2 separate regions of the Mus musculus genome follow, and region 1 is linked to region 2. The links are chromatin loops, found by intact Hi-C in ENCODE. Cell type or tissue: heart. All regions are shown on one strand.

Region 1 (4,000 bases), 340 kb before region 2:
CTATGAGTAGCAAGTTTTAAAAGCAAGACAGGCTTTTTAGAATCCTTGTAAGGTTAAATTTTTCTGAAAGAACTTTTCATCAAAGGGCTTAAAGACAGGCAAAGCATCTTCTACACACTTGAATGAAAGGGTTCCCCGCCCCTTTCCTTTGCAGCTATCAATAGTTTAAGACAGAAACACATATGGGGAAATCTAGGAAGCCGTTTGCACTCAGTGGCTGTGTCCAGCTGAATTACTCCAGTCCACCTCTTCAGAGCTTAAGCATTAACGGGTGCGAGGGGACTTTTGCTAAGAATGACATCATCACACCCTTTAATGCTCATGTCAGATCTGTTCCCCTACAATGCAGCAATTTTTCCTTTCCTGCTCGCTTCAGTGGTCTTGTCTTCTCCACTCTGTGTCCCTCATCCTAGTCCCTAACTTATCCCTAAAACAGGGTGCTCATTTCCCCTCCCCTTTTCAGAATGCCACACTCCACCTGAGTCATTTTGCTTCCCCTCCCCACCCCCCCACAAGAAAGTGGGCACAGACCCTTCTGTCACAGCATCTATGAGGAACCCGTTTCTCAATTTGCTGTGCTAGGCCAAGACAGCAAGTGGCAGGGGCAGGGGCAGGGGCAGGCACTTAAGGTGCGTGGCAATTGCTGCAGCTGTGTGAGACTATGTTGATTTCGACACCCATGCCTATGGATAGAACTCTACCCTCTTGTCTTCTTTGTGATTGAAGTTCAGCATAAAATAGGCAGAGTTTGACTTTCACAAACCTGATAAAACCCTCTCCTAAAATGTAACTTATTAGTCATTTCCAAATTATGCCAACCACCTATTTACACACACACATTCACACTCTTTCTTGGATTTTGTTTTTTGTGTTTTTTTTTGTATATGCACTTTTTATTAGATATTTTCTTTACCCCTTTCTTTGCTCTTTGTCTCTCCACTTCCCTCTTTCCAGTTCCCCAGTCTTTCCTCAATAATAGTGGAGAGGAGAATCCCTGAAAGGAGACCATTCTAAGACACTTAGTGAATCTAAGATCACCACTGCTTAAGCCCAGGTTGATTTTTTTTAAAAAGACTGAATTTTGTTACATTCATTTTGGAGCATGAAATCCAGTGTTTCTCACTCTGAGCAGCCCTGTACAGATGGAATCTTCTAATTTAATCTATAAAAAACTAGCAGAATGTCCTCATGCCAAGTGACACAGGTCCTCTGACCTTGCCTCGGAGGTCACAAAAGGAGACAGAAGCCAGAAGGCAGGGGAAACAGAAACTCAGGTAGTCAGACCCTTGATCCCTGTGAACTGAATGTTACCCACACACTAAAGGAACAGAAGAGGGTGGGACAGGCAGGCGCAGAGCCAAAGGGAGATGGAGGAAGAAGGCAGGGAAAGCGGAAAGGGAAGAACTGGGAAAAGCAGAGCAATTGTCTCTTCTCCCTCAGATGAAGAAAGCAAGACTTGGAAAGTTGAAGAAACTTGCTCAAGATGTCTGAAGATGCAAGCCATCTGAACCTAGCTCGATCTGACTCTGGAGTACATTCCCCGCCCATCTTATGCCCCAGAGTAGGGTCAAGTGTCCGTCCACTGACCACACTTAGGCCAGTACTCTACCCTAAGCCACATCCAAGCTGCTGAACAAGTTATTTCTGCAAAGAGTGAAAGAAGAGAACAAAATCTAGACAGTGTCAGCCTAGGCTTTTAGGAAAAGTTTAAATTTCCTTAAGAGTAGAGAAATAAAATTTGGGCAATAAAATCAACCTGAAGATCCCCTGGTCTGGCTGGACTATTTTCAGAAGGTTAAAATGAGGATGGTAAACATTAACGTGCAAGTGAAGTTTGAAGAGTTGGAAAAAGCGGGACCCTCTTTCTCCCCAAACCCAACAACAAGCTTCAGAGACAGGCCTCTAATAGTCAGACTGAGGCTGTAAGAATCAGCGGATTGCTTCGGGTTACCCGGGAACAGTAAGGGAGAATGGTTGGGAGCGGCTCTTCCCACCATTACCCACTGGAGTTTAATACCAAGTTTAAGGTGCCAGGAACTTGTCCCCTCTCTCCTTCCTGGGCAGATTCTCCCTTACTGGATGTCTGGGGGTTCATTCAGTGACCGTGAGGCAGACAACGCTCCTGGGTTGGCTGGCTCCGATTGCTTGTGTTGGAACAAGCTGGCTACAGGGAATTCCACACAAGTGCTCCTAGCATTCCACATTCTTGGACGAGACCAGCGCTTCACAAGACCGTGGATGGCTTTGTTATGTCTTATCTCCGAATCTGCAGTTGGAGGCTTTCCTTCCTTTTGCAGGTGCTCCCATTTCCCTCATTATTGTTTATTAGAAAATCTTGTGGCCTTCCAAAGTCATTCTTATGCTAAGGAAGGCCGAGTGTGATAACATATTTGTGTTGGCCCAGAGTGAGGACAGGGCAAATACCAAAAGTCACATAATCATGACTCTAACTGAAAGTGGTGCTTCATGCATAAACAAAAGTCCCCTCCCCCAACCGGGGGTGGGGGGGGGAAGAGGGGGGATGCCACGAAAGTCGCAGACACACAAGAGAAGGCACAATGTCGCTGCAGCAGCTGCTGACGCAACAAATCCCGTCGCTTCAGCTCAGAGAAAGCTGTAGCTGGGACTAATTTCTAAGCTTTGATTCAGGGACTGTGTGTTAGTCGGGCAGTATTTCTCAAGGCAAAATAGTGTCTGATGAGGCCTAGCCTGGATCAAGATGTCAGCATGGAAATATATTGTGGTTGTTTCAATGAGAATTGAGGTGGGGAACATGGCAGCAAGCAGGGAGCTATGACACTGGATCAGTAGCTAAGAGCTTATACCTTATCCAAAAGTTGAAGGGGTTGGAGTGGGTGCTGGGACTGACATGGGCTTTTGAAATCTTAAAGCCTACCATCAGTGACACACCACCTCAGACAAGGCTGCACAACCAAAGCCTTCCAAAAGTAAGGTGGTGAGCAACTGAGGAAGCCATTCAACACCTTAAACCCCAGCATGCAGGAGGCAGAGGCAAGTGAATCTCTGTAAGTTCGAGTCCAGCCTGGTCTACATAGTGAGTTCCAGGACAGCCAGGGCTATACAGAGAAACTGTGTCTTGAAAACAAAACCAAAATACAAAGACAAGACAAGACAAAACAAACAAACAAAAACACTCAAAAATAAAAAACAAGACATTCAACATAGCCCCCCAAAACACATGTTCACATATACACATGAATATATACACACACAAAAAAAATGTAACCAAACATAGACTGGTCCCTCCTCTTACAGAGCATCAGTGGGAGATAAAAAAGATCCCTATCAGATAAACACAAAAATACATCTTCAAGCAAAACAGGAGCACGGCCTAGGAAGAGCAAGCGCCTGTGGGCTGTGTGGGAAGCTGATGAGACAGTATAGTCTCAGGCAACTTTAGCCTTTGCTTCGATCGGGGTTTTTCCAATCACCGGCATCTTAGCACCTATGCTATGCAAGGGAAGTGAAAATACAGGAGGCTTCTGCCATGTAAACAGCGAGTGAAGCAATGGCTGTAAATGGCTTTGAAAAATTACAGCCTTGTGATCCACAAGGCACTCGAACAAAGAAGTTTCAAATGTCATGAACTAAAGCACAAATAACTGTTCTATGCTCCTAAGGAAGCAATCTGAATGAGTAGATTTTGTTATGTAATTCTGAGTAATTGAAATCACTCATAGCAGTTTAATCATAATTTTGTAATTCTCCGTAAGTGAAGCAATGATATGAATGTTAGACAGTGTGAAGCAGCCATGATTTAACTTTTCATTCACTTTTGCCACCAATTTTAAAAGCATGCCATTAATGTTTTGTGCAGTGTGGTTATATGATATATCCACCTATTTGATTAATTATAAAGAGATAAGTCAAACCAATATGAGATGTCTTTGCCATATTGATAAATTTTTTATAATCACAGATCGCTCATAAAATATGAAAGCACTCTAATATATATGCCTTTATTATAAACATTATTTGA
Region 2 (4,000 bases):
GTATTCTATTTTATAGTCGGTGCTTCTTCTTTAGTCTTAAACATCTGGCTCTCTTCACGTCTATGCTCCGGCCATTACAGTCTGCCCCCTTCTTGTCTATTCTATTCTCACTAGACCAGGGAACCAACAAGCCAGATTAGCTAATATCCACACTGAAGAATGTTCAGCTCTGGTGGAGAAGTTGAAACAGACACGTTGACCAAAGTTGGTTTTGCCAAACAGCCAAACATCGACTCCTCACTTGGGGGCAACAAAAATCACTACATGCAGTACAAGAGCCTGTCTTTCTTACTTTCTATCACATGCTGACCTGTTCAGGTTGGCATGAAAATCACACAAGGAGTGTCCATCATTTCATCTTACCCTCCTTCACAGCTGAAATGTGTCTTGTCTCAGACCTGCAGTCACCTTGGATTCCATGAAAAACAAAAGGTTCCAGGAAATAGCACTTCACCCCAGAGGAGTGTAATACATACCTCTTGCCCTGAAGCACAAGTTAAAACCCAAAATAAGGACTTAGGTCATTGAAGCCTTTCACCTGTTCCTCTTCCAATGTGGTCACATGGAACAAACCTTTAAAAAAAGAAAAAAGTCACTTGTTTCTGAGTCGACCTCAGGCTTAGAGGAAGCAAGCAAGGCAGACTCAAGAGAGCGTTTCCTGAAGCCTCTCTACTTAGTGCAGACTCAGTTCAGCAGCACAGCAGCACCTGGATGCTTGTTAGAGGTGCAGGAGTCCAGCCCAGTTGAGGCCTATTGAATCCACATCTGGATTTTAAGAGACCCACAGGTAATACATACACACCTGTAATTCATGGACACTCTGATCTCTGTAAGGCATCTCTGGAACAAGGGAGGGTCAGGAGTTGGGAAGAAAGGAAAGACCGGCTCTTCCTTTGCTCCAGTCCAGTTACTGGTCAAGCCTTCTCTTTAATGTTATCGGATATATCCGCCTCTGCACTGCAGGATTGGTATTTTGATTGCCCATTTAACAGCAAAAGAAGAACCCCCCCTCCCCTTAATGAATTGCTTTACTGAATCTCCTATATGCAGCACATCCATTCTCTCTGGCTGTATGTGTTTTTGTGTGTGGAAAAAAAAAAGAAGTCAGGGTTTAAGTGTCAGAAAGAGGGGATCAGATTCCCACTCCTCTTGCCAACCACGAGCACATTTACTGGTCTCTTCCCTCCATTAAACGTTAAATGATGTTTACGAAGCATCCACATGGGCCTGGAGCTTTTCTCGGTGCCTGGGGTTGCCAGGTGGCCAACATAAATGGCATTACCCTCTACGTGAACTTTCTACTCTGGTGTTCTCAGAGGCCCTGCAGAAACACGCACAGACCCATATTTAAAATCAGAACCAAGAAGGGCGATAGAGGTGACACAAGAGAGTTGTCCCTGATTCTTCATTTGGTGAAGCCAGGGAAATGACTGGGATCACCCGACTTCACCTTATCCCAGTCCTCCATTGGTCCTGTCCAATATCTGTCTCCACAGTCCCTGGCTATCTCCCATCCTGACAGCATCTCTCCTTCTTCTTACTGCTCAGAGGACAAATTGACAATCCATCAAGAGATAAAATAGGTATCAAAATAGACCAACTTTCCCTGCTATAATATTACAGGGATAGTGACCAGACTAATCAATTCAGGGCACATAGTTTTTACAATGAGAAAGTATATTTTATATGAGATCTAACCCAGAAAAGTCCAGACTGAAAGTAACCCCAAGTCAGATAAGTATTAAAAGTGGACCCTTCACCCTAGCACACAAGGAAAGGAATTGAGCCCATTTGGAGGGGAATTGTATTCTCCCCTTCACGTCCAAATCTGAGATCTTGCAACATTACATTCTGTGAGTAATTGTTAAGTAAACTACGGGTGGGTAATTACCTTCCTATCATCACCAGGAACTGCGAGCCATTCAAATATAAAGTAGGCTTACATCCTCCTACTCCACAGGCGCCATTAGGAGACCAAGTTTCCACCCCAGGGAAAAAGCTTGGAGAGTCCTTCACAGAAACCCATCTGCAGGGAAGGCAGGAAAGAGGAGGAGGAAGAGGAAGTGTGTGCGCCGGACTCCCGCCCTCCTTGCCTGCTCACGGGCCAAGGATGAATCGGATGCCGTGTGAACGAGATTTGCAGGTGTGAGTGGGAGGCCGCAGGGGCAAGTAGGCCCTGTGAAGGAATGAGGGGAGCAGAGATGTCTTAGGGCAGAAACAGGAGAAAAGGTTGTGCTTGAGTGAACAAAAATGAGGACAGCTGCCTCCTCCTGGGGGAAGGCAGCCGGTCATTCATTCCTCCTGGAGATTTAGAGTCTTGAGCAACACAGCCCAATGCTGTCATCAAGGGAGAATGGGACAGGACCGGAAACAGCCTCCCCAGACAGGAGACTCAGACACACGTCTGATGTCTTGCAACATGCCCCACTGGGGCATCCCAAGGAAGGCAGAAGTCTTGGTAGGTCAAATATTGAAGTCAAATGAATGGATACACCAAGGACACCAGGCTGTCACACTCTAGGCCCTCTGTACAATGAATGACTCAATCAATGAACCGGTGAATCAATGTGGGATGGTTTAAGCTTTCAGAGGCAATAACTAGATCCAAGAACTTGTATCTACCAAGACATGGGTTCATTAGATATATAAATGCTGAGTGTCCAGTTTTGTTTTGTGCCATGCATGTAACTTCAAAGTAGGCAGAAAAGGTCTGTCTTCCAGAGCTTTTAGGAGACAGGCAGACAAATGAGAGTATATATATATATATATATATATATAAAGAAAATATCATAATTTATAACCAATGACAAGTGCTATCGAGAGACTAAAATATAGCAAGAGAACAGATGAGGCTGTAAAGAGGGAGAGTGGGAGAGATGGCTGAGTCAGCAAAGTGCTTTTCCTGCAAGCATGAGGACCCCAGTTTAATCCTGCCCCCCAATCCACAGGAAAAGCTGGATGCAGTCATTTGCTCACATACATCCCATCCTGGGAAAGTAGATGCAAGCAGACCCCTAACTTCAGGGACAGACAACCTGCCTAGAAGCCCCAGAACTGTGTCAAAGAACATGGTGGATATAACTGGTGAGGGCAGCTCCAGAAGTTGACTTCTGACCTACACACACCCATACACTCACACAAATACAGAGGTCCTCACACATGCATCCACACATAGAGATAAAGACAGAAAAATACAGAGAGAGAGAGAGAGAGAGAGAGAGAGAGAGAGACAGAGACAGAGACAGAGACAGAGACAGGGACAGAGAGAGAGATGGAGACAGAGACAGACAAAGAGACAGACAAAGAGACAGAAAGACAGGCAGAGACAGAAAGAAGACAAAGACACAGAGAGACACAAATGCTCTCATCGAAGGGAACACAGATTAGGTTCTTTTCCCAAAAAACACCATCAGAATGACTTTGCTATTGTAATTTGAATGCAACTGTGGCCTGCATTAAAAATAATAATAATAATAATAATAATAATAATAATAATAATAATAAAGAATGATCTTGGCTGCATACCAATCAAGCTTTGCTATGGACACTGGAATCTGGATCTCATGTTATACTTCATGAAGTAGTGTCCTTTTGATTATTTTTAGACCATTTAAAACTACAACTTGATAATTTTACATACCTGTCACCCAGCGCTTAGAAGACTGGGGAGGAAAGATTGTGAGTTTCAAGCCAACCTGGGCTACATGGGGAGTTCTAGGCCAGCCTGGACTACAGAAAGAGACCTAGTCTCAAAACAACCTTCCCACCAAAAACTTTAAGTAATAAAGTTAAGTGATAAATAGCATTCTTAATTCCTTGGGCCACACAACAGCACAGGTAATGTTCACTCAGATTTGATCTGCTGGTGGTAGTTTGGTGACTCCTGAAATAATAAGCCAAGAATGGGTCTCGTCCAGGAAAGCGACCTGAGAGCCCAGAACAGGATGAGAGCATAGAATCATCTATGCAAAGAAAAAAAGGAGTGAAGATGCCAGGTGGA

What was found. A loop is a pair of places that touch in the nucleus more often than their neighbours do. Peaks named below come from ENCODE experiments on the same cell type or tissue, not always from the same donor. Only the 100,000 strongest peaks of a DNase experiment are listed, where the experiment ranks them.
Region 1: it touches region 2 in a loop (2.6-fold over the local background); 2 of 42 quality-filtered maps call a loop at or near these places.

Annotation. Positions count from the first base shown.
Region 1 is chr14:46,315,374-46,319,373 of GRCm38, forward strand. No RefSeq gene overlaps it. Among named protein-coding and RNA genes, the nearest start is that of Gm15217, 62 kb to the right of the region's middle. In heart, no CTCF peak of the experiment used is centred here; DNase peaks (open chromatin) are centred at 1,348 and 2,308.
Region 2 is chr14:46,654,261-46,658,260 of GRCm38, forward strand. It overlaps D330046F09Rik (RIKEN cDNA D330046F09 gene), which reads right to left. Exons shown (of 4, transcript NR_131909.1): 2 at 477-573. Among named protein-coding and RNA genes, the nearest start is that of D330046F09Rik, 18 kb to the right of the region's middle. In heart, no CTCF peak of the experiment used is centred here; a DNase peak (open chromatin) is centred at 2,111.